5 separate regions of the Mus musculus genome follow, and regions 2, 3, 4 and 5 are each linked to region 1. The links are chromatin loops, found by intact Hi-C in ENCODE. Cell type or tissue: heart. All regions are shown on one strand.

What was found. A loop is a pair of places that touch in the nucleus more often than their neighbours do. Peaks named below come from ENCODE experiments on the same cell type or tissue, not always from the same donor. Only the 100,000 strongest peaks of a DNase experiment are listed, where the experiment ranks them.
Region 2: it touches region 1 in a loop (4-fold over the local background); 2 of 42 quality-filtered maps call a loop at or near these places.
Region 3: it touches region 1 in a loop (2.4-fold over the local background); 12 of 42 quality-filtered maps call a loop at or near these places.
Region 4: it touches region 1 in a loop (3-fold over the local background); 24 of 42 quality-filtered maps call a loop at or near these places.
Region 5: it touches region 1 in a loop (5-fold over the local background); 21 of 42 quality-filtered maps call a loop at or near these places.

Annotation. Positions count from the first base shown.
Region 1 is chr7:105,734,160-105,739,159 of GRCm38, forward strand. Rrp8 (ribosomal RNA processing 8, methyltransferase, homolog (yeast)) reads right to left here and starts at 2,425. Exons shown (of 7, transcript NM_025897.2): 1 at 2,139-2,425; 2 at 531-897; 3 at 1-294. The coding sequence starts at 2,237. It overlaps Ilk (integrin linked kinase), which reads left to right and starts at 2,431. Exons shown (of 13, transcript NM_001161724.1): 1 at 2,431-2,557; 2 at 2,942-3,078. The coding sequence starts at 2,990. In heart, no CTCF peak of the experiment used is centred here; DNase peaks (open chromatin) are centred at 2,482 and 3,032; H3K4me3 peaks cover 3,945 bases; H3K27ac peaks cover 3,560 bases.
Region 2 is chr7:105,479,813-105,484,812 of GRCm38, forward strand. Cavin3 (caveolae associated 3) reads right to left here and starts at 2,385. Exons shown (of 2, transcript NM_028444.1): 1 at 1,964-2,385; 2 at 804-1,407. The coding sequence starts at 2,347. The coding sequence ends at 1,009. Gm36847 (a long non-coding RNA gene) reads left to right here and starts at 2,987. Exons shown (of 3, transcript XR_378395.4): 1 at 2,987-3,058. In heart, no CTCF peak of the experiment used is centred here; DNase peaks (open chromatin) are centred at 1,339, 1,599, 2,449, 2,799 and 1 weaker place; H3K4me3 peaks cover 2,406 bases; H3K27ac peaks cover 2,851 bases.
Region 3 is chr7:105,791,485-105,796,484 of GRCm38, forward strand. No RefSeq gene overlaps it. Among named protein-coding and RNA genes, the nearest start is that of Dchs1, 6.4 kb to the left of the region's middle. In heart, a CTCF peak has its summit at 4,665; a DNase peak (open chromatin) is centred at 2,427; H3K27me3 peaks cover 471 bases.
Region 4 is chr7:105,638,103-105,643,102 of GRCm38, forward strand. Arfip2 (ADP-ribosylation factor interacting protein 2) reads right to left here and starts at 2,314. Exons shown (of 8, transcript NM_029802.4): 1 at 2,143-2,314; 2 at 1,223-1,363; 3 at 907-1,003; 4 at 107-225. The coding sequence starts at 1,321. It overlaps Timm10b (translocase of inner mitochondrial membrane 10B), which reads left to right and starts at 2,343. Exons shown (of 3, transcript NM_019502.3): 1 at 2,343-2,520; 2 at 2,660-2,755; 3 at 2,926-3,744. The coding sequence starts at 2,491. The coding sequence ends at 3,102. Gm22504 (a small nucleolar RNA gene) reads right to left here and starts at 4,374; the gene lies at 4,236-4,374. In heart, no CTCF peak of the experiment used is centred here; DNase peaks (open chromatin) are centred at 1,399 and 2,299; H3K4me3 peaks cover 2,595 bases; H3K27ac peaks cover 2,415 bases.
Region 5 is chr7:105,630,861-105,635,860 of GRCm38, forward strand. It overlaps Trim3 (tripartite motif-containing 3), which reads right to left and starts at 2,711. Exons shown (of 12, transcript NM_001285870.1): 1 at 2,517-2,711. Arfip2 (ADP-ribosylation factor interacting protein 2) reads right to left here. Exons shown (of 8, transcript NM_029802.4): 8 at 3,341-5,000. In heart, no CTCF peak of the experiment used is centred here; DNase peaks (open chromatin) are centred at 1,941 and 2,801; H3K4me3 peaks cover 2,387 bases; H3K27ac peaks cover 1,819 bases.

The DNA of each region.
Region 1 (5,000 bases):
AGCGAAATCGGGCCCCATCCAGGCGTTGTGTCATGCGTGCTCGCAGGGCTCCAGCTCTAGACTCTTGACTATCTGACTTTGGGACAGGAGGCACCTCAGTCTCCTCTATGGAAGCCTTGGGAGGAGCCTGCTCTGGTGTCTGGAGTGGCCGAAATTTGTTCTTGTGTCTCCGCTTATTTTTCTGCCGGTTCCGCCACTGCTTGCGGCTCAGGGTGTGTGAGGAGTTAGGTGACATAGACTCAGGGCTTGGCTTGGATGGGTCAATTGTAGCAGTACTCGTCCTGGAATTGTGAACTGCAGAGAGGGAGATGAGAAGGCATTTGAGGTTTGGTCCCCTAAATTCAGAGGCATAGCAAGTCATCCTGGCTACTCCCTTGTCCTTAAGACAGAGTCTGTAGCCTGGATAAAAGTGCCTCTTACCATCCAACCCGTGTGCGTGCGTGTGTGTTTATGTAAGAGAAAGAAAGACCTTTATCATCTATGCAGTCAGTTCACAGCCTCCCCACCCCCATATTCACACATACTGATACCTGTTTGGTCAACACTGTCCAGGGGCTGGGTTAGGTGTAAAGAGGAATATTCCTGGCATTTTCTCTTTCCTTTTTCTTCTCCAGCAGAGACCCCACCAAGAGGAGGAGCTTGTCTGTGGCATTTTCTTCTTATTTCTTTCCCCTCAGAGTCACTGATGGATGGCGCCTGTTTCTGACATTTCCCTTTTCTTTTCTTCCCTACTTCCTTTGAGACGCTGGCAAGTGAGGGCCTTTGGAGGTGTCTCTTCTTCCTTCCTACCTCCTCCTCCTCCTCAGAGTCACTGCCAGGTAGGCTGGGGGTTTGTTGGGAGAGAGATGCTGCTTCCAGAGCCCGTAATGTGGCCAAGAGATGGCGGCGCTTGCGTCCCTGGAGGCAAACAAGGGATGAGAGTGTGTGTGAGAATGGACGAGGCCTGGAGACTAAGAAAGGAGAGATGGGCTTCAGCTACTGGTCGTTCTTCCCATCCAAAGTTAACAAGTTTGCTGTGAAGTCAGCCAAGCCCAGAACATTCAGGCTGCAATCCCACCCTCTGGGAAACTGGAGGGCAGAAAGTGTTCCCATCCTACTTTTCTAAGCGTGTAAAGGATTGCCTGTTGATTTCCTTAGAGGAATGTGATAAGCACACAAACAACAGGACCAAGGCAAGACAGCAGCCATCTTTGCCTCCCACTGACAGCATTCTAGGAGCAGCAGAGGGTTTTTTGTTTGTTTGTTTTTTTTGTTTTGAAACAGGAAGGGCAGTGTCACACATGTCTATTAAAAATGTTCCTAACTGGCCAGCAGTGGTGGTACACACCTTTAATCCCAGCACTTGGGAGGCAGAGGCAAGCGGATTTCTGAGTTCGAGGCCAGACTGGTCTACAGAGTGAGTTCCAGGACAGCCAGGGCTACACAGAGAAACCCTGTCTCGAAAAAAAAAAAAAAAAAAAAAAAAGTTCCTAACTGCAGTAGAGAGAAGCTGCACACAGACAAGCAGAAATGGACTACAGAAATGAGCAGAACATCCTGGGCTAACTGAAGGTCAGGAACACCCCAAGGGGATACTGAAACCCTCATATCTGATGAGGTTCAAAGGAAAAGGCCTGCTTTCCGTGAAGCTGATTTGGGGTTCAAGTCCTGCTGCTTGTCCTCAGCTAGACCCTTACCTTGAGCCTCTTTTGAATAGTAATTCTGATAACCTCCCAGTCACTTGCCTTTACTCTAATATACTTTCTACACTGCCACTAAAAATCCTCTAAAAATCCTTTCAAGACTACGGATTCAGCTCAGTAATAAATGCTTATCTACCACGCTGAAGCCCTGGAATCGATCCTCAGTATATAAAGTGATGCCAGGTGAGAGAAAACTTGGAGAAGCCACTCCACTGCTAAAACAACTCTACTGATTTCTACCCTTAGTGTACAAAAAACTTAAACTTTTCAAGCTCTGCGCTCCACGCTCCACGCTCCGAATCCCGCATTCCTATTTGGACTATCCGGATCTTCAGATCATAACTAACTCCCTCACCACCCCGATCCACGATAGCATTCAGGCTCTCCCTCTAACCAATACGACCCCCGGAGGGTAGGCTTCACCTCCTTCAAACAGCCCAGTGCAGGGCCGCTCACCTTGACTGGCGGGGCAGTCGCCGGCCTAACCTGTGCTGTCGCGGCCCCTAGGCCCACGATGGCTGGGGCCGCCTCCACCCATTCGGGCTCTTCGAACATACCACCCGTAGCCCGCAGGGCCGGAGGAGCCTACGCTCTGGCCCACGTGCAGCGCGCGTCAGGGAATCCTAGGGCTGGAGTCGGACCAAACCGGGCCGGAAGCCACCGAGTGAAATTCTGTGGTAGCTAGAGCGGCCTTCGCGGAGCAGAGCACCATAGAGCGTAGCCGCTGGCGAGCTAGAGAGGCAGTAGGAGGTCGGAAGGGAGGGACCGCGGCCCGCGCTGGCCCGAGCTGGCCGGGGCGGGCCGGGGCGGGGCCGGGCGGCGGGCGCGGCCGGACGGGAGTTCCCCCGGAGAAGGCGCCTGCGGCCCGAGTCCCGGTGAGTGTGGGTAGCTCCGCGCCCTACCCCACGCTGTCTTGCAAACCCGTCTCTGCGATCTCTGCAGCAGTTCTGAGCCGGGGCCGCCGGGCAAGGACCCCTGTCCCCTCCCCCGGGTGTTTGCAGCTTGGGTCCCTTCCCCCACCCCCAAGCCTTGCTCGAGGGCCGGGGCTCAGAGCCGGCTGACACCAACTCGGGAAACTAGCAAAGTCTACCCTACACCCCCAGACCCTCCTGCTCCTCGAGCCAAGGGGTCGTCCGCTGCCCGAAGCCCTTCATAGACAACCACTGTCCCTCTCGCGACGCTCCCCATCCCAGCACTGACACCTCTGTCCTGAGGGAACTCACACAGAGAGTCATTCTCTTGTCTCTGTTCTCCCTCAGTCCCCCGAGGCTTCCCCAGTCCCGGGGTCTCTGTGCCGGGACGCTGCTATGGACGACATTTTCACTCAGTGCCGGGAGGGCAACGCGGTGGCGGTGCGCTTGTGGCTGGACAACACAGAGAACGACCTCAATCAGGGGTGAGCTGAAGCGTTGGCGAGTGAGACGGCTACAAGTCCTCTCTCCGCTACTCGGGGTGCTCATGTCTGGCGGGGGCGGCTGACTTTGCTATCCAGTGTAAGGAGTAGTAGTAGTAAGCAAAGCCTGTTGATGGAGGAACGTCTACACAGAGGAAGCTGTCGGAGTTGGGTTTGTTTTTTTTTTTTTTTTTTTTAAACTAAGTTTCACAATCCGGTTCCCGGGAACTTTGCAGCCTCTATGAACTCATGTCAGAGGCAGACCTGAGTGCCAGAAAATTGTCTGGAATTACATGTAGCTGGAGGATGAGTTTCTGCGCCCTAGAGCGTTGGGTAGAAGTGGGAAAGGATATTAGAGGTCTAAAGTTCTGAAGCTTATGTAGTGATGAGAGTACCCATTTGTCAGGCGTCACCCTGGACGCAATTGCCTTAAAGTGATGTTTTGGATACAAGAATTGAGACAGGGTTGGGGTGAGAGCCCTAAAATCATAAGGATGAAGTAATTGAGTTGGTATGGGATGTGAAGGGGTTGTCAAAGATGACCTGGGGTTTAAAAGGAGGTTTGGGTACTTGGATACTTGGCAGTTGCTGAGGTTCCATTATGGACTGGCCACAGTTTTGGTGACACTACAGTGACTTGGAAACGCTTGGCAGGTTGTTAGTCATGCAGATTTAAAGTTCAGGAGGTCGGATTGGGAGACCAAGATGCCACAAATAGCATTTAAATGGTATCTGAAGACTCTATAATGTGGAATGTAGTACCTTAGAAGAGTAGAAAATAAAGGCAGAGGTTGAGAAGCCTGGCTGACAGGGAACAACCATCAGAATAAGAAATAAGAAATGGATTAAGATTAGAGAATGGATGTTTTAATAAAAGAAGAGTGGTTAATTGTAGGCTACTGAGAAGTTAAAGAGCATGGATGAGCATTTAAAAAGTCTCATTTCACTTACATTTAGGATGAATTTGATCTTTTGAATGCTATTGCAGAACAGTAACAGGAAAGTGCATTACAGTGGGTTCCTTCACATAAGGAACCACTTGTGGTTGCTGCTAGAGTCTTTGAATCAGACATAATCTACACGCTAGAGATGGCAGGCTTCTCAGGGAGAAAAGTGAATGGGAGGTGAGGAAACAGATACTATGAACACTTTCTGAAATACTGGCTGATAACAGAAGCAACAAGTGCAGTGTTGAGAGTTTAGTTCGTAGTTTTTGGTTTGCTTTTGGAGACAGGGTGTCATGTAATTCAGAATGGCCTCCAGCTCTCCATCCTACTGCCTCAATCTCCTGAGTGCTGGGATTCCCATTTGTTGCCACTGTATCTGACTATAAGAGTGTATTTTTTTTTTTTTTTTTTTTTTAGGTTGGGAAGGATCATCTTTGGTCCTAGGCTAGGTTTCACTAGCTTTCATTAGGCTGTATGTTATTTCTCTGCTAGATTCAAGGTTATTTGTTTCATTTTTTCCCACATAACTTGTGTGCTCTGGTAAAAACTAAGCTGTCCTGTTTTGTTGGTAAGAAAATAGAAGTTTAGGCTGTTGTCCAGTAGGAGTGGCATCTTGGAAGACTCCTTGCTGTCAAAAGGTGAAGGATATCATTAGGGAAACCAGAAAGCTATGGTGGCTTGAGGGGACAGGGCGTGGGTGCTGGAGGTGGTTAACTCCCTGAAAGCTTTCTTGAGATAGAGATCCAGGCCCTGAGGTGACCGTCCTCAAGCTTGGGCTTGCTTGGAGGCCACAGACTTCTGGAAGTTGTTCAGTCAGAACATGTGAAATCTGGGAGACAAGAGTGATAGCAAGGGATAGACTTATATCCGGGAAAAGCCTTTGCTGAGTTTAACAGATGAGGGCAAACTAGAGGAACAATTATTTAAAGCTACATACTTCCTTCAGCTGTTGGGGGATTCTAGTTGACCAAGCCAGGA
Region 2 (5,000 bases), 250 kb before region 1:
GCTTTTGGCCTGAAATGAGGCAGATTGTGGCAGCAGGCATAGCATCCATCTGTCTGCTTTCTCCAACTAAGTCTAACCTCCTTCTTTTCTCTGTCTCCCAATAAGACTGACATACTATGGATAAATCAAGGGCATACTCCATTGATTAGATCACAAGCCATTCTAACACACACACACACACATACACACACACAGAAAGCTAGCAAGCTCCCAACAATGAGCCTTCAGGGAACCTTTCAGATTCAAACCCTAACAAGATCTAAAAAACATGGAGGTCCTATTTTTTTTTTATTTTATGCATTGACATGAAGACACAGTCAGTTCGTCACACTCATTGTGAGAGATGCTCGATTCTAGGAGGCCTGGATTCTCTCAACCTATCAGATTACTCATTTGGTTTTGAAAACAATGAGTGCTTTGTGTGCTTTGTTTTGTTTTGTTGGCAGAAGGAAAGTAGACCAAGGGCTGTTTTTGGATTGCTTTCTAAATGCACCCCAACCCAATGGTGTGAGCTGTCTGTGAGTGTCAGACACCAGAAGTAGGAAGAGTGCATTAGCTGACATTAACTAGGGCGTTTTCTTCAAAGAACTGCATACTGCCCCGCCCCAGGCCGGGCCCCAAAGTTGTACTTATGTGTCCCCAAGAGGAATGTATTTAAGCAGTAAGTGGCCAATATTTCTCCGTGCCAATGGAGGACCCAGGATTCGGTGAAAAGTGAGAACGTTTGTCATTCAGCCCATTCCTTCCCCAAGCCATGCGCATTGTCGCTCGCCCTTTCTCATTGAGTCTGGGTTAGAGAAAATTGCTTTTATTGGTGGTGAACCTAAATTAGGCTGAAAGCTCCTCTGTCAGAGGACACAGGGTTCAGACTGGAAAGCCAGGAAGGAAGCTTTGGAGCTGGGCAGTGGATGCAGGATTCTCTCCTTATTTGGATGTAAGTGCTGCACTCTATAAGTACTTATTTTGGGACAAGGCTTAAGCACCGAATGGGACAGGCAGCCCCAGGGATCAGGCTGCGCTCTCTATTTGAAGCACGGGTTTCTCAGGATCTTCCTTGGTAGGTTGAGGAGGTTCTGGCTCCAGGGCAGTCTCGAGCTCGGACTCCATTTCAGGCTGAGCTGCAGGCTGGCCTTCTGATGGGCCTTCAGAGCTCCGGACAGGCCCTACGCGTGGCGGCTTGACTGGTGTGGGCTGTGCTGCTTTACGACTGGAAAGAGCCCTTTTCAGGCTTTGAACTTTCTGTAAACCAGTGCGGCGCAGCCGCTGAGCCCTGGACTCCACTGGCTCCTCTTCAGAACTCTCTCCAACTTCATCCTCTGGCTGATCTGGGCCCAGCACCAACTGGTCCTCCGGACCCAAGAGCTCTGGGACTTTCTGGAAGGCGCGGGCTGGAATTTCAGTCTCCTCCTAAATGTGATGACACAGCTTTTGATTCTCTGATTTGACCCTGGCACTTAGCCAGGACCAGCCTGAAACTCTCTTGCCCGCCCGCCAAGGGAAGCTACTCCACCCTTTGCATCTGCACTAGGAATTGGGGCCAAAATAGAGGAATGGGAAGATGGGGGATGGGGAGGATGGAGGAGCAGAGAGATGAGCAAAGAGGGGGAAAGTGGACCTTGCAAGTTTGCAAAGTGGATGAAACCGTGTAGAGTGTAACAGCTGTATAGGCGCTTGGAGGAGGCAGAGTAACACCTAACAGTTAGTTCCATGTGGGTGCGACTGACCAAATCCGCAGACTGGCCTGAGTTAGGGAGGGCGTGGGTTGGCCAGGCTGGGAGTGAGAAAGGGATAAGGTCGCTGTTGTGAGAAAGTGGGTGCGGCTCTGAGAGTCTTCCACAAGTGAGGGCAGCACGCTGGGTCAGGAATGTGGAGATGCGGACGGGTGGGTGGCAGGAGTCCTTCCCTCGGTGGTAACCTAGAGGCGAGGGTTGGGGGCGGGAGAGGGATGCCTGAGGTCACTGACCTTGAAGAGCAGGACGTGCAGCTTCCCGCGCGCCACCAGCAGCCCGTGGTTGGCCTCCAACCGCTGCACCTGAGCAGCGCGACGCACGGCCCGCTCCTGGGCTGCGTCGGCGTGCGAGCCCACGCGCTCCGCCTTGGCCAGCAGCTGCGTCAGTGTGTTGCTGGTGGTGTCGTGGCTGCGACTCAGCGCACCCAGGCCACTCTGTATGCGACGCACGGAGCCCGCCAGGCCGCCCTGCCTCTCAGCCAGGCCGCCTTGCCGCTCCCGCAGAGCCTCCAGCATGGTGGCCAATTTCTCCAGCAAGGTCACCACGGTGACTGCGTGCACCGGACCCCCTGCGGGCGTCTCAGGCACAGGTCCGGGCTCCAGTGCGCTCTCCCCCATGATCTCTGACCACCGGGCCTGCTCTCCCTGAGACCGATGGCTGCGATCTGGGCTGGGGCTGCCTTTCCCCGCCTCCTCCCCTAGTTCAGGCCGTGACTCAGCCGGGCGGGAGTTGGCATCTTCCGCGGTGGGAAAAGGAGGAGGCCGAGCAAGGGGGCGGAATGTCCAAAGGGGGCTCTTTCGAAGGCTCCGCCCCGGGATCTGCGAGTAAGACAGTCCTGCCCAGAGGCACCTCTTTTCTGAGTTTGTGCTCCTTTTCCCCCATTTTCCTGGTGGGCTTCTTTCAGGCCTGTGTTCTTCACAGCAAAAGGCAAACCACTGAAAATTTCATTTATCTATCTAGTGATCAGAGAAGGGGGTGGGGGTGGAAGGCAGGGGTGTTAAAGGCATAGCCTAAGCCGTCAAAGCTGCTGAGCCCCAACGCTGGGCGGAGGCCTGTAAAGTTTGGAATGTTCTGCCTCAGACCCAAGACTGCCTAGGCCCAAGGCAGGGCTTTGTGTCTAGGCGGGCTGGGCGGGGCATCCTCTGATATTTTCCAGGTTTAGCCTCTGGCTTCGTTTATTGCTATTTCTTCCTACTGGACTGCGTTGTTCTTCTTTGGATTCCTGGAGGATAGCTCAGCCATGAGTTAGAATAAGTACTGGTTTGTCCGTTTTAATGGAGATTGGCTGTGGTTCCTGCGTAATGCCTTCAATCCCGTCTCCGAAATTGGTGAGTGTGAGGATTTGAAATGCTGCAGTAGCTAGATATGGTGATACATATTGAGGTAGGAAAATCACCAATTGGAGACCATGATGAACTACATAGTGAGTGTTAGAGTGGAAAATCACTACATAAAGGTTGATTCCTGAGTTCTGGTTGTGAAAACTTTGTTTTTATGTTAGAGTTTGATTTGCTCATCTTGGACCCGATATTAGCAGAGCCATCTGAGCCTGACAAAAGAACACAAAGAGTTTGAGCGGGGTTTCATGTCATTCAGGGAGGCCCTGAACTCACTGTTCAGCCAAGGATGGTCTTGAATGTCTGTTCTTGCTTCTGCCACCCAACGGCTGAGATAACAGTTGTGTGCCACCAAACCTACTTTATGCTGGTGCTGGAAATCGAACTCAGGCTCCTATGCACACTGGTCAACATCTTCAACGGAGCTACATCTTTGACCCTGTTTCTGTGTTTTTGAGATAGGGACTCATTGTGTAACCCAGGCCTCAAACTCAAAATCTTCCTGTCTCAGACACCTGAGTGTTGAAGTTATAGGTGTTCATTGACTGCCCCATTAGTTGGCTGAAAAGGCACAGCGTTAAGGATCAAACCCAAACCCTCAAACACGCTAGACAAGTATTCTGCCACTAAGCCATACCCCAGCCCAACAACTTGGAAATCTTTTAGATGTTTTTATTTATTTATGTATATGTGTGTGTGCATGAATGTGTGCACATGCATGTGCAAAGACCTATGGATATCAGAAGGTGTCAGATGCCCTCAAACTGTGGTTATTGGCCACTCTGAGGTATCCAATGTGGGTGCTAAAAATAGGATTCCTGTCCTATGTAAGAGCCTCAAGTACTCTTATTGGCTGAGCTATCTCTCCAGCTTAGACACACAATTGTCTTGGGTCGTCCAAAAGACTACATACATAAATAAGGTTGAGAAAAGCTTTAGTGACCAATTCTACCCAACCATACATCACTGTCTGGTCCGTTCTAGCTCTAGATGTTCAAAATGTGATGCCTATCACCAGTTCGTGGCTGGCGCTCTTAAAACCACAGTCAGGTTTAAATGAGCTTGGTTATACACCTGTAAATCTGGAACTAAGAATGGCACATCTGAAAGATTAAGACTCTCCCTGGCTGCACAGGGAGATGGAAATGGCATAGCAAGTCTAAGTAATAGAGGTTTTACATGGCACAGACATTCCAAAGGGAAGACACAAAGGAAAACTGTTGTATGCTTAAGTTAATGAAGACTGGAGAGCTACACAGAAATGGGGTTAGACAAAGGGGTGTGGTCTGACTATAGTAGATGAGAGGGGACCCAGCACGGCCTGTCTGCCCAAGTTCTTTGTCAGCCATTCTCCTAGGTAAGGAGCAGAGTTCCCCTACAATGAAGATAATTGAAGAAAAAGAGTGATCTTTCTAATTTCTTATGGTTTTTTTTTTAGCATTTTTACAAATATTTGGTGTATGGGTGTGGGTGTGTGCATATGAGTGCAGGTGCCCACAGAGCCAACAGCATTAGCTACTATTGGAGGTGAAGTTACAGGTGGTTGTGAGCAACCCAGTATGGGTCCTGGCATAGAACCTGGGTCCCCTGGAAGAACAACAAACACTCTTAACTACTGAGTCATCTTCCCAACCCCTAATTTCTGTGATTTACTTTTAAAAAGAATTGAGGTAGAAGCAGGCGGGTCTTTGTAACGGGAGGTTCTGATTCTAATCTCTAGTTTCCTAATTGGTTCTTCATTTGTCAATAAAGAAGGCCAGGGCCCAATTGCTGGGCAGAAGGTACAAGTGGGACTTCCAGGTCCCAGGAGGAAAAGGCAGACACAAGGAAGGAGAGGGGCTTTTTTAGCTATGCTTTGAAGGTAAGAGGACTCTGCAATCATGAAGGCCTCTGGGAGAGCTAGGGCCGGTGGCCTTCTCTACAGGCAGATGGC
Region 3 (5,000 bases), 57 kb after region 1:
AAGAGAGCACTGTCCAGCGTAATTTCCTAGGAGCACAGGAAAGAAACATCTACTAGAATGAGCATTGTCAACAGAATAAAAATACCACAGTAAGTGCATCTTCCAGCTCTCCCGTAGAGGAGTGTGGGACAGCTGATGACCTAGGTGACTAAAGGAGAGGATGTAAAGGTGACAAGGTACTGTAATGTAAGGATGGAATGGAGATAAAACAATAATGACTGTGCATGAGAGTGTAGAGTTAGTTGTGTACAGGATGCATATGCTTCTAATCCTAGAACTCAGGAAGGAGACTGAGGCAGAAGGGTCATTAGTATGCGGTTAGCCTGCCTGAGGATCTGTCTAAAATAGCTAAGGTTTTGGGATGCAGCGTGTAGCTTAGTGGTCCAGTGTTGACTTGTATGTCTAAGTCTTTATATTTGACCTTCAACGATCTCCTCTCTGTACCCCCTTCTCTCTTGCAAATAGCTAATTGCATGTTCAAAGAACGCAATTTGCAAGAGCTTAGGAAATAAGGTAACTAAACCTCACTTCCAGAGCCCAAACATGAAATGTTACTGAGACTCTGTGTCTAGTTCATGCTTTTCATGGCTTTGTGTTTTACTTACTGGCTTCATTTCCCCCTCCTAATTTTCTTTTATACAACCTTTTTATTCTGGAATAATGTTAGACTTACAGAAAACTTGCAAGCATAGTCCTGGGAGTTTCTGTATACTCTTCACCCAGCTTCCTCTAATTAACATTGGCTAACATTGGTACATCGTCATTAACTGAACACCAGACTTTGTTCTGATTTCACCAGTTTTTCCACTAATGACTTTTTTCTATCCCAGGATTCAATTTAGAATACCACATTGCGTATAGTCATCATGTTCAGTTTCCTCTGGTCTATGACTCTCTCTCTCTCTCTCTCTCTTTCTCTCCTTGATGGTTCCATAGCACAGCTCTGACATTTTTGTAGAATTTTCCTAAACTTAAAGGATTTTCGTAGGAATAGACTATGGTGAGTGAATACCACAGAGACAAAGGTCTTACTCCATCCTACCAGTGAGTACGTGATACCAACATAGTGTCTCTACTGATCACTTGGTCACTGGGATAAAGTAGTAGTCGCCATATCCCAGGAAAGGAGTGACTGTGGAATTATAGTCAAAGAGTCACATGATAACAAGGAAGGCTTGTTTTTTGTTGAAGAGAAATGTTCCTGACTTTAAAGCTAAAGGAGATCATGGGGGAAGGTGCAGATGAGTGCACAAATGAAGGTACAAGGCACAAGGTGGGGGCGGGGCAGGAATTTGAGGCCATTGGATTTAATCTGTCATCCTTACTGAGAAGAGTTTGGATTTTGTGGGAAATGTGGAATGAGGGAGACAATATGTTCTAAATTTCAAAGAAAGTTTTGAAGGAACAAGACAATTTAATTTTTAAAATGATTTTCTATTTTTATTTTATGTCCATCAGTGTTTCTCCTGTGTGTGTGTGTGTGTGTCTGTGTAAGGGTGCTGGAGCTGGAGTTCCAGATTGTGAGTTTCCAAGTGGGTGCTGGGAATCGAACCCTGGTCCTCTGGGGGAACAACATTGCTCTCAACAGTTAAACCATCTCTCCAGTCCCAAGACTTTATTTATTTATTTATTTATTTATTTATTTATTTATTTATTTTAAAGAAGAATGACTTGTGGCCTTTCAGAGCTAAAGGACTAGGGAGTTGATGTTGGCAAGAGAAGATTACATGTCACTCACCTGAAGTCTCTGCTGAGGAAGATGGAGGGTCATTTCATGCCCTCGCCAGGAATGGGAGAGGCGTGTGTAGTAAGATGGCAGACTCACAAAGGTTGAGGATGAGGATGGAGAAATAGTTGGCTTTACTTGGGCTTGGAGGATAGATCCTTCCTTCTCATCCTAAGAGGTGTGAAGGAGGGTGCAAAAATGGTGGACTTGAGCAACAATATAGTCCCTTTGCCATGAAGTGGAAGGAAGTTGGTGGTGGGGCTACAAAATGGACTGGTAAGACTTTGCCGCCATGAAATGGAGGTTTCAGAGCAGGCAGTGAGTCCACGGTGGGAAGAGCAAACTGTTGGGAAAACAGTTGAGGGAAAAGGAGAATAAGTGCAGATGACCAAAGAGGAAAGGAAGGATGACAGGAAGGCCTGCCTTGTGCACACGTTTCCAGAGTGACAGCGCTGCAGGCGATTCTCATGGCCTCCTCCACACATTTGTCATTTCTTAAGGAGAAGGGGCACTAGGTAACATCAGGCTTAGAATTTGTCCGCTCTGTGCCTTCATCCCCACTCAGACCATTTCCGAAGGAGTCACGAGTCATCGGAGAGTCTCAGTGAAGCCTGGGCCCGGAGGAAGTGAGCAGTATTGGAAAATAGCCCAACCCCAGCACTGCTTAAGTTGAAGTCTTTCAAGAGCAAGAATGTTTTCCAGGCTTTGAAGGCATTCAGCTCCCTGTAGAGACTCTAGGGACAAAGAAAGGAAGCTCCCGGTTCTCTCCCACAGAGCCAAAGCCAGAGAAAGCAGGACATGGAATCTAGAACACAGGTGGGGAGCTTAAATGTGGAGAAGAGAGAGACTTCGGTCCTCTGGGATGGGAAGTAAGGATAGCCAGTTGTGTGAATGTTAGTTCACGGAGCGGCCAATTTGTTAGAAATGACCAATTCTGTCAATTTACCAAAATTTTATTTCTCTTAATTATGTGTAAAATTTACAACAATTTGCAAGGTGGGGTTCATTTAAGCAAATTTTGAAGACTTCTACTCAGTATCAGTGTTGTTTGAAGTTTAATTCAATTCAATTCAATCTATTTAGTTTTTAATTTATTTGCAGCTGTTTTACTGAAGTCATTTTGCCACAGCAGGCCAAGTTTCAGTGTATTCTAAGTTTTTCCTTACTTTGAAATTATAACTTTTGGGAATGGGATTTTCTTGTGTATTTTACTCCACAATTGTGCAATGACTCAAGTGTACAGGATTTTATAAACAGCTGGGGAGAGCATTCTTTCAAAATATTTTCAACATAATAATTTGTTTTTTTTTCTTTATTACTTTGTGTGTGTGTGTGTGTGTGTGTGTGTTTGTGTGTGGTATATAAAAGTTTTTTTTTTTTTGAGATAAGGTCTTGCTTGTTATGCAGCTTAGGTCAGAATTGAACCTTGTGATTCTTTATATATAGAATATATAAAATAAAAGGCTGGAGAGATGGTTCAGCAATTAAGAGAACTTGCTGCTCTTCCAGAGGACCAGGGTCCAACTCCTAGCACCTATATGGTTTCTAATTCCAGTTCCTCTTCTGTGGATACTGCATGCACATGCTGCAGAGCCATACATTCAGGCAGTACATAATGCACATAAAAATAAATAAATCAGTGGTTAAGAGCACTGACATTTCTTCCAAAGGTCCTGAGTTCAAATCCCAGCAACCACATGGTGGCTCACAACAATCCATAATGAGATCCAATGCCCTCTTTTGGTGTGTCTGAAGATAGTTACAGTGTACTTAGATATAATAATAAATAAATCTTTAAAAATAAATAAATCTTAAAAAAAAAACAAGAAAAGTGTATGGCATCTGACAAACAACACCTGAAGTTATTTGCTGGCCTTCACACACAGGTTCACACCAAAGCAACTACATACACATGGGCATGTGCACACAGATATACACACAAACATTTTAATAGCCATGTAAACATGACCAGAAAACTTACCTTATTCTATTTCTGTGGGCTGGTCCTTAAGCAGTTACTAGAGAAAGGGATAAAATTAGTGATCTAAATTCTGATATAGACTCATTAGTGTAACTGTTCTAAGATATCGTAATAGCTGTTGATTCTGTTATATCCATCTTTTGTGTGGGTGTTGGGAGTTTGAACTCAGGTCTTCATGCCTACTCCACAAGCATTTTACCAACTGAGTCATCTCTGCAGCCCAGATTTTACTTTTGCTGCTTAGCTGTCTACACTTTTTATTTGCTCCTTTAGCAGACAACCATAGCCATTTAAAACCCTGAGTCTGATAATTTAAAAAACTCTGTGTCATATCTATGCTTGGTTCTGTGTTGTTTTATAAGACCATTTAAAAAAAAACAAACTTTATCATGCCTTGTAATGTTTTGTTAAAACTGCCATGATGTACCCATAAGGAACCAAGGTCACCTTCAATGTGAGGCTTTTAATGCCTATTTGGGGAGAACTTAGGCCCAGCATACTGTTTCCAATGGCTGTTGTGATGAGATTACACTCTTTTTCTTGTTTGTGCCCTCTCTGTTGTTGGGGGTTTTCCTAGAGACTCTTTCTTAAATAGGGTCCAAGGATTGAAGTCCCTTTAAACCTAAATTCCTGCTATTATTCAGGGACCCTGATAATATGAAGAGGGCGTGTGAAGGACAAAGAAGCACCCTGGAGTCTGACAGTGATGTGTCAGTCTTTTAGTGAGCCTGTGTTCTGGGGCTGTGACTGATCCTGTCGAAGCTCAGCTCCATCCATACCCCTCACATCTTAGACAGACAGGAAAGCTAAAGAGAATTAAAAGTAGATATTTCTTTTCCTTCATGTTGGGTGGGATTCAGTGGAGCCCAAGTGGATCATGACAGAGAAAGCAAGTCCCCCTGAGGTCAGGGCCTTTGTGAAAGGAGAGGTCTGGGTGAATTTTAAAGTCATTGCTTTTCTCGTCCCCCTACTGGAAGCAGGAGAGATTGATTTTTCTTTTTCCTAGTTCGTAGTGAGATGCCGGTGGGGATCTCAGTTCTTCTCTTGTCAGCGATTGGTTTGTTAAGATACGTGCCTATCTAAACCCTTTGCCCATTGAGTTGTAAGGATTATTTATATTTCTTGTTGTTGACACAGACACCTTCAACTTAGGATTCTCCACCCCCAAGTGCTAGAACTACAGATGTACGTGCCCAATTTTTGCACTGCTAGAAGACTGAACACAGGACTTTCTGCTTGCCAGTATGTTACCTACCAACTGGGCTAAATCTCAAATCCATTAGTTTAAAAAAG
Region 4 (5,000 bases), 96 kb before region 1:
CCAGCACCCCCGTTCTCTTAGTCATAGCAAAGACTACACAGTAAGACCTGGGGAAAGGGAAAAGGTCCCCACGGAGAATTTCTGAGGAGAAGCACTTGAATCTTACCTTATATGTGTTGATGCCCCATTTCTTGACGATGTCAAACTTTTCTCCAGCGATGCCCCGGGCCACCTCGTCACCAGGGCCAGAGGGTGACGTGCTGTGAGATGGATGTCGGCCAGACCCTAAAGGACCAAGTTCTCTGACACCAGTTTCTCTTAGATAAAACCATACACTTCTGTGGCTCACTCCTCCCCCCCACCCCCCCAAACACACGAAATGACCTCTCTGAAGAAGGACTATCTAGACAGACAACTGCATTCTTCTGGTCACTAGGGGGAACAAGGACTCATGTCCTGACAACCAAATCAATTCAATGTATGTATCTGGCATTCTTGGAGTAGGGTAGGAGTGTTGTTGGTGTACGAGATAAGCGGGAATAGAAGCAAACATGACATGTGCGATTGGCAGGATCAAAGATGGTGAACACAGAAAAACAGAGAAGTTGGCTTATATTTCTAGGTAGAATTCTAGCCAGTAAAAGAGTCTAAAATGAAACTCTGAGAAGCCTCACAAAGCTCCAAACTGGCCTTAAGCTCCTGAGTGCTCATAACCTTAAGGTCTTAACTTGGCTCAGATGGTGGCGGCAAGGAGGAGAAGACGAGTGAGATTATCTTCGAGACTGACTGGCCAGTGGGAGGCAGATGGGCAACTCTGGGAGCTGGCCTGGGACTGGACTGTCTATGAACTTCACACCAGCAGTTCGCAAGCTCTCCAGTCCAGGAGTCAAGCTTTCCTGTATGTGTCTATGTGCCTGCAAACTGTCTCAACACCCCACCCCTCAAGCCTATCTCTATCATTCATACCTGTGGGGATGAGTCCGTCACCAGAGCCCCCATAGCCACCAGACACAATGCTAGTTTCATTGAGGTTGGGTCCTGACACCATCACCTGCTGGAGGTCCTATAGGTCAGAGAAGAGGGGGGCACCTCAGGAACACAGGGATGGATGAAACATTTTGGGGACGGAGACAGTGCATAGTAAAGTCTGTACAGAACCATAAAGAAGATTTGAAAAGTATGAAGGAGTTTAGTTAACTGAAGGCTACCGGGACAGGGGAAATTAAAGGTTTATAAGTCAGGAATGTATAACAAAACAATGAGAAGAATCAAACAGAAGCACCTGCTCCAGCCCATCGTCTTCAGGAAGCTGCCCAGCTTCGCCATTTCCGTGGATGGGAATCTCCATTGTGGCTGCCTTCCCTAGAATCCCGTCCGTCATGGCTAGGGAAGGGACTGGAGTCAAGGTCTCCACCCCAGCACGCTGTAAAGCCCAACACAGACAATTCTGGAAACTGGCCAGCACTCCAGAACAAGGAGGCCTTCCCTGTGTTCTCAGAGGTTTCAGGGGTTGTCTTTGGGCTTGGGTGTCCTGGGATCAGCCACCACGGCTTTCCTTGAGTTTGTGTGTTTCTTCTCTTCTGAGGACATTATCTCTACAGATGCATGCATACCAAAGCCTCGGGTGTCTTCTCATAACCCCCCTACCTCGCCTTCAGTAACCATTCATGCATTCAGTCATTCAACAACTATCTAGTGAGTGTCTATTATGAGTGAGATACTGAGGCAATGGGATTATAGCAGTGAGGACCAGAGGGGAGGTCTATGCTCTCTGGGAACTTAACCCTGCAGAGGCAATGTTTACCAGAACCCTTTCCTAGGCTCAGACTCTCACTTGCCACTCAGGCATGCTCTACAATCCTGGTCTTTCACATTCTTTGGTGTTCCTTCCCCTCTTCCTTCAGCCGGTCTGGGCTCTTCCTTTCTCCATCTCATGCACCTGACTCCCTTAGGCCCTCCCCAGCAGGCCTTGGTTGAAGCAGTTAGTGAATGTTCCTGGTGTCAGGTGAAAGGCTCTCTTTCCCAGGACACGGGCAATCCCTTCCAAAGTCAGCTGAAGCCTCCCAGATGTGAGGGGCTCCCCCCACCCCCATACACCTGGGCATCAGGTGTGTCCTCATCCTTGCCAAGGGCTCAGGGCATTTTGCCCTCAGTACAGGTTCGTGCGTTCAACTTCCCTTCGTCCAAGTATGTCCTTCTCACCTGGGCCGGGCCGCTCTTCCCCTCAGGGCGCGAGGCCCGGACCGCGCGGGGACCTCGGGTTCCAGTTCTCGTCGCGATCCTAGCAGCAGGTCAGAGATTTGGCGGAAGTGACATGCTCTCTGGGCAGAAGAAGCCGGCCACGTCGCAGAGAAAAAGGGCGGAAGTGACGTTTGCAGTTGTGGGCAGGACGAGCCTGGAGCTACGCCTTCAAGCTCTTGGGGAGTAGTGAGAGTTTACTTCCGGGGCGACTCTGAGAGCTCTAACCTCCCCCCTCCGCCCCCCCAACCCCGCGCCACCCTGCCACCCCGCCACGGGCGGAAGTGACTAGGGCTGTGCGCCCTTGGCGTGATGGAGCAGCAGCAGCAGCAACTGAGAAACGTGAGTGAGAGCGCAGTTGCTCTCTGGGTTAGACGTGCAGTTTGTTTCCAGGGGTACACGCAAGAACCCGAGGGGGAGACGGGCTGTGCATCCCGGGGAGCCTTAGCGGTGGTGAAGTCGTGGTTCCCTTTTCTCTCAGTTGCGAGACTTCCTGTTGGTCTACAATCGGATGACAGAACTGTGTTTCCAGCGCTGTGTGCCCAGCCTGCACCACCGAGCTCTGGACGCTGAGGAGGTGGAGACAGTGTGGGGGTCCCAGAGTTGACAACGTGACGTGACACCCTCCCCCAGCCCCCCATCTTCTCCCTCTTTCTTGACCTCACTCCTAGGCTGGGGACCGGGAAGGAAGGAGGCGGGCTTGACTGGACCCCTTTTAGTTTCTACTTCCCTCCGTCTTCCTTCCAGGAGGCCTGCCTGCACAGCTGTGCTGGGAAACTCATCCATTCTAACCACCGCCTCATGGCCGCTTACGTGCACCTCATGCCCGCCCTGGTCCAGCGCCGCATCGCGGACTACGAGGCTGCCTCGGCCGCGCCAGGTATTCCTGCAGAACAGACCAGAGACTCGCCATCAGGCAGCTAGCCGTCCCTGGCCCCTGGAGAGAAGGTGCTTGGATGGGCTCCTCTATGGACCTTGGGCTTATCTAAATGTGTACAGAGAGATTGAGCTTGAAAGCTGGGTGCTGTTGCTCCTTTTCTTGGAGCCAATAAACCCGTTTTTACAGTCTGGTTATTTGTCTATGGGTACCAGCCTTTATTCTGTCATCTAGTGCATGTGTACTGCCTTTAGCCCTGGAGGTTGATGTAGTGCCTTCTTATGTGTAGAAGGACAAATTCAGCATTCCCAGCACCCCAGCAAAAGCAGGGATTATGGGTAGAGCTTTAAGGTTAGTAATAGCAATGGGAAATTGGTTCCAAAAGGAGAGCTCTCAGTGGCTGTCCTTGGGACTAACTCAAGGACCTGAATATACATTGACTCATAACTAGTTTTTATTTTCAGCTGTCAAAAAGAATTGCTGTGAACCTAGGGGAAGAAGGTAAAACCAAACAACAAAAGCAGGAAGAAAACTCTACCCCCTTAGGCTTTAGCCACTGCTTCCTAGGAGGTCAGTGACAACAGAACAAAGACAAGCCTCTAAGAATTCAGGAATGTTGACCATTTCCCCAATTTACTCTCTTAGTACTTCCTGCCTTTGTGAAATTAGCAATAAAGACTTTAAACAAAGAAGTGCTTTCTTGTCTTCAGAGTCAGTCAGGAAGGCAGCATTGGTCAAACCTCAGGAAGAGAACTCGAGGGAGAGGGAGATGGTGTTAGGGAGGGATGGTTAAATGCCATCTGTGCCCCTCCTCTTCGGGTTTGACTGCTTGTCTAATCTAGTTTCAGCTCTCTACCCTGTGCCTTACACTAGTCTCACTGTAACTGCTCTGATGCCAGCTTCTCTATTCTTGTTTCATTACTCCCCACCCCCTCTTGTGGGATTCACATGTGTATTCAGGAGGAGTCCTTTCCTGGCAGCTGCCGGTTCTGTGACTTCATTCCTAGTGTGGAGATGGGGAAGGAAGGAGGATGTGGCATGTACCACCTTGTGGGGCTTCAAGGATGACAGCCTGCAGGGCAAGCGACAGCATGGGGTCTGCATTTATTACTGTTTTACAGGAGATGGAGCACAAGTACTTGTGCTTGCCAGGCAAGAACTTTTTTTTTTTTTTTTTTTTTAATGTCAGGCTATAAACCATTCTTAGTGCTCAATGGCTTCTGGACACTGAGCATAGAAAGAGCCACTTGCTCTTTGCCCCAATGTCACAGGCAGGGCTGAGCAGCTAGGCCAGGTCTGTGGTGCTGATCTAGGACAGCATCTTCAGGGCAGCAGGCAGGAACTTGTAACAACTAAGCTCCCCACTTCCTCTTCACTGCTTCCCGTAATTCCATCCCATCCCTTCCCTTCCAGTATTGCATCAGGTGACCAGCTTTCTTTTTTCTTTTTTCTTTTTTTTAAACAGAGGAATTAAATTCCTCGTCAAAACCAACTATTCACAGAGCAGATTTGCAGAGCAGATTTGCTGTCCTACCCCCCACCTATAGGTCAGAAATAGGCATCTATTTATTTATTTATTTATTTATTTATTTATTTAGAGATGTGGTCTCATGTACCCAAGGCTGACCTGGAAATTGTAACTAAAGATGACCTTGAACTCCTGGTCCTTCTGCCTCTACCTCCCAAGTGTTGGCCAGCCAAAAAGTTGAAAATCTTAGTTGATTCCATATTGAGAGGCAGATCTTGCTCCAAGGCTTGTTATACATGCCTGTAATCCTTAACAGGGCAAGAATTGTAAGTTTGGAAGCAGTCTGCACTGTTAGATCAAGACTCTACCAATAAAGTGCAGCTGGAACATTAAGCCTGATATTCTTTGCACTACAGCAGGCTGTTTCTCTAAATCGTGTCTGTTGAGTTATTTTGTATAAATTTATCATACTTACTC
Region 5 (5,000 bases), 100 kb before region 1:
AGACACACAAAGTTGGATCAAGTGGCTCCCTACTTTGTTACCTGTGGGACACTGACACGCACATACATAATGACAAGGTGATAAGGACCATGAGACTGACATGTTCAAAATGCTATAGCAGGATGATTCTAACTTGGTGGAGAATGAAAACAAGGAAGAGATGTTTGAACTGGATCCTGAGTTTGATAGGTACCTTGGGAAAACTTCATGAAAGAACAGAAATATGAAACATTTGCAAACAGACTGAGTTCCATGGTTTCACGATCTAAGTCCCTCACTCGTGCCCCCGCCCCCACACTGCCCATTTCTTACATGTTTAGTTCATAGGGTTTTGTTTCAGGGTCTCTTCTCTGTTTACATACTCTGCCTGGGTAATCTCATTATTTGCCACAGTCTTAATTCTTACTCCATTCTAACAAGCTCCAAAGCCTTATGCTGAAAGGCTCCTTTGAACTCAAGACATATACATCTAATTGCCCTTCAAGACATCTTAGCCTGGATGATGAACAGGAATAGTTCCAAACTAAACTCCCTTCCTCCTGACCTTCTCCTCCTGCTCTGCCTCTCCTCTCTATAAAAGATGCAGCCATCCCCGGGCCTCATCAGCCAGAACCCAAGTCATCTCAACTTGGACTTTTCTCTCACCTCCGCATACAAGGTTGATGTAACCTTGATGCAAACAATTTGCTCAAGTTTAAAAAGTCAAGAGATGTATCCATTAGGGCTGGGGTCTCCATGACTCTACACTTGTGCATGCATTCACACACACACATATTGACAATAATAATCAAAGAAAACGAGGCCATCAACTTAAAGGTGAGCATGGGAAGGGTTAGTAGGAGCATAACTGGGAGAGGCTGGAGGGAGGGAAGGGGGGAGGCAAAGTGATGTAATTCCATTTTAATTCAAAACGTATTTCTTTAAGCCATGAAATTTAGGATCTAGTCCTGTCACTAACTCTACCACACAAGATAATATCTAAGCAACTTTTTACCCCATACCCATATTTGTAAAATGGGAGGAAGAGGATGGTCTTGTTTTCAAAAATCAAGGCTCCTTCAGACTGCAATGTGCCATGACTAGATCCTAATACAAACTACTTTGATGATTTGACTGCTAACTTCCATCACATGGTTAGGCATGTTAGAGAGTGCTCACAGGCGACCCCTCCTCTTGCTTTCCAAAATAAATGTTTTCTGAGATTGTCACCTTGGCATTCACTCTCAGGACTCTCCTCTATAGCAATCACATATCTTCTGAACAAAGGCGATACTATCCCACCTATGGTTCTTTTTTTTCTCAAGTTCCATGAGCAGAAATGCCACTGTCCCCTAAGCAGTTGAGCTGGTAACTACCATATAGAAAGTACTCAATAGATGCTGGTGACAGAAGAGTTATGTTTAAACTCTGCAGGTTCCTCTCAGCAAAGAGAAGCAAAATCAAAAGCAGAGACAAGACAAAGGAACAAAATTCCAAGGAGAGAGACCTCTATAACACAAGGTAGCTTCCCACAGTCTAAGCAGTTAAGAGGTAATATCACTGGAGGCATCCAAGCCGAGAGAGGCAGGGCACCTGTCAGGCCTGCCGCTCACATTCCCATTCTGCAGCAAACCAGACCCCTGCCTAGGAGATAGGCACTGATACGCTGCACAGTATGTCTGGAGACCTGGATAATCACTGCATCCACCCTGGAATCTCAGATCTTCCCTCTGGAGCAAGTCCTGGGTTTTAGCGGTCCGCATAGGACTCCCACACCAGGAACATGCACAGGGCCTGCCTTTTTTTTTTTTTTTTTTTTTTTTTTTGAAGTCAGAATGACCTCCCTGGGGTGCAGCCTGCCCTTCCAACCTGCAACCATCTGTCCCTGCAGATTTGTGGCCCAGGTTCTGAAACCAAGTGCAGGGGGAAGGAGGTGGAAACCAGGGAGGGGACAGGAGTCCTCCAGTCAGGGCCCAGGCTAAGGGAGAACTAGAGGGGTCCTTTCCTACAAGACACAGCCTCTGCAGGAAGCTTCCTGTCCAGCAAGCAGTGCCCGCAGTGGAGGAAGGATGTCCTCCATCCTGGCTGGTGGGCTTCTTGGTGCCTAAGGAGGACGGAGAAGGGAGCAGGGGTGGAGGAGTCTGCACTCAGGAGAAAGGAACCCTTTGGACGAGCGGGGCCACAAGATTCCAGAGTGCCAATCAGCAACCCCACCCACCCACCCCCAACACCATCGGCCGCAGCTTTCGGTACCCTCCGCCAACACAGAGACTCCCAAAACCCGCGCTCCTAAAATGAACCATCACCCATCCACCCGCGCCTCCCCCCACCACACAGCCCGCAAACACGGACCTCACGTGAGCAGCCACAGCCCAAAGAATCCCCCGCTGCTCTCACAGACACGGACACGCCTCACGTGGACAGAGACAGGAACAGCTTTTGAAAAGCATCCGCGCCCCCACCCAAAGACGCTCGGACCCACACACCGCCGCTAGCACCAGGACCCGCACCCCGATACACAGGTGGACCAGACGCACCCTTGGGGCCCGCGCGGCGCACTCACGGCGTGGGAGCAGGATGGGAGGGCAAGGCCCGGACTGCAGCCACTCGGAGCGGCCCGCAGCGCTGCCCCCGCTGCCAGCGCCCGTCCGCCCGGCCCTGCCCGCGGCGCCGCCCCACGTCCCGCGCCTCCGTCTGTCCCCGCGCCGGCGCCGCTGCCGCTGGACCCGTCGCACAGGCCGGAGGGAGGGGCCGGGGCGGGGCTGCGGACCGGTCGGGGGAGGGGGCGACTCCGGAGCCGAAGGCCCGCCCCAACCACGCCCCCACCTCTCAGACCACGCCCGCCAGCCCCTCCGCCCTTGCGGCTCTTGGCTCTCCCTCTGCGGTGCGGTTTGGAGCTGGCAAGCGGATCCCGGATCCTAGATCCTAGATCCGGGATCCTCGCCTGCTGCCTCTGGCTCACGAGGCCTAAGGGCGAGGGTGAGTAGCTGAGGTCTGATAGTGGCACTTGATGCCTTCAAGTAAAAGCAGCTAGAACCAGCTTTAGTACTCCGAGAGTCCGTTCCTGCTGCTTCTGGTCGCTCCTTCCTGGGCTTTCCCGGAGGCTCCTGTGAAATCTGCTAGTTTGGTTTCCACTGAGCAAGAGGGAGGGGGACCACCTGTACCTCAACCCAGAACTCTAGGAGAAGGGGTTTGCAGGCCAAGTGGGAGACTTCTTTTCGGTTTTAGGTTCCTCAGGTGCCGCCTGAGGAAATTTGGTTTAGACCATCCAGCGCGACTCCTTCCTTACACCAAAGACCCAGAGCAATTCTCAGAATCATTGCATTATGGAAAAACAGCCTAGGTACAATACAATAAAAACTGTACATTAACAGGGACTGAGTGTTTATTACGTGCCAGACAGAGCTAATCACTTTACATACATTATCTCATTTAATACGCATAACCGTAATCGGTAGCTGCTTTTATTAGCAGCTTTACAACGGAAGGAGCGGAGCGAGCTTATGTTCCCCAGGCATTAATCCTAATCAGCTAGAAAATGGTGGAGCCATGTTTGGGCTCTGCTTTCAGGTTCTGTCTCCAACCATTTGAAGATTCAATGCCCTTACAACAAAAATCCTCAGTGGCCCATAAAGTAGGGGGCTAATAAGAGAACCAGCACCTCTAATAATCAAGGCAGACAGCTGACTACATAAAGGCTAATTAAAGCCCCAGAAGCCTGGCTGGGGATTGCAGTTATCACTGACAAAGAGTCAAGTCAGAGTGGTGTGCACCCTGTGCTGTGGGAACCTGCTGACTGGGTTGGTCCCCTTTCTCCACCCTCTAGAGGGGACAGAATGCTGAAGAAGTCTGCAGTTGTCTTTGGACCTGTAGTTGACCGCACTCAAGCCCTGTCTAAAGTGCTGCTGGGAGTTTTCTTGTGATTTCTTATACAATTAAGGTTTGACTTCAACAAGAGCAGTGCAGGTTGCAGCAGGTGCGGTGAGAATGCCTTTATCTCTGCGGTAGCTACTCACTGGATGTGAAGGAGCTCAGGCAGGGTTCATGCTTAGAGTGACAAGCAAGGGTCACTAGGCTACCCAATAGTCCAGGAAGTATGTTCTCTACACTTCGCTTCTCCCGTGCTGCCAGACCTCTAAGAGGTTTCTTAGTTCCATTTCTCCAAAGATCAAGTCTGCCTCTTGTCTCTCACCCACTTAATTTTTCATTCTGGACTGAATTCTTATTCAGACTTTATGAGCATTGGCCTTTCTTCCTCAGCTGTTCGCTACTTACTTTTCAGATCTCAGCTTTTAAACTGGCATCGCCATCCCTACCTCAGTCTAAGCTAGATGCCCCTTATCTGGTGCTCCCACTGCATCTTGTATCCTAGCATTTCTCATTGTATTGTAGTTGCCTGGTTACTTGTCTCTATCCCCCACTAGGCCTTAAGCACTGTGAGCAGGGACTGCGTTTTATTCACTGATGTTTCCCCAGGGCCTAACGCAGTGCCTGGCAAATAAAAGCACTCAGTAAACATCGGCTGTATGATTGAATGCATGATGGTTAGCCGGCCCAACCCCCTCTGGACCCTATGCTCTTCAGACACATAGATTGCCTTGGTGCTAACGGGAAGAGAAAAATAAAGCGTTGGCTCTGAAAGTGAGGGGCATCAGGCCTTCGGCAGCTTCTCAAACTTAGCTGCAGCTCTTCTGAATTCATAGGAACTGAATGCAAGATTACTGGGCATTTCTTACCAATCCACCCTCCTCTAGTCCCCCACAAATTGACCTCACTGGGCCTGCTTTTATGAAAGGTTTATTCCTAGTGCTAGAACCCAGTCTTCTGGGGTTCTAAGCACAGTTCAACTGGGTGGGTGGATGAGGGGAGGGCCCATTCAGATGCAGGGCCACAAATGCAGCTCCCCATTATCCCCACCCCTTTGGTCCCAGTCCCCTTCTCTGCAATGGACACACATTGAGGAGGGAACAAAGGGTACTGGAGGCAACACTATTGGCCCAGAGGAGCCCAAGAAGAGCTGC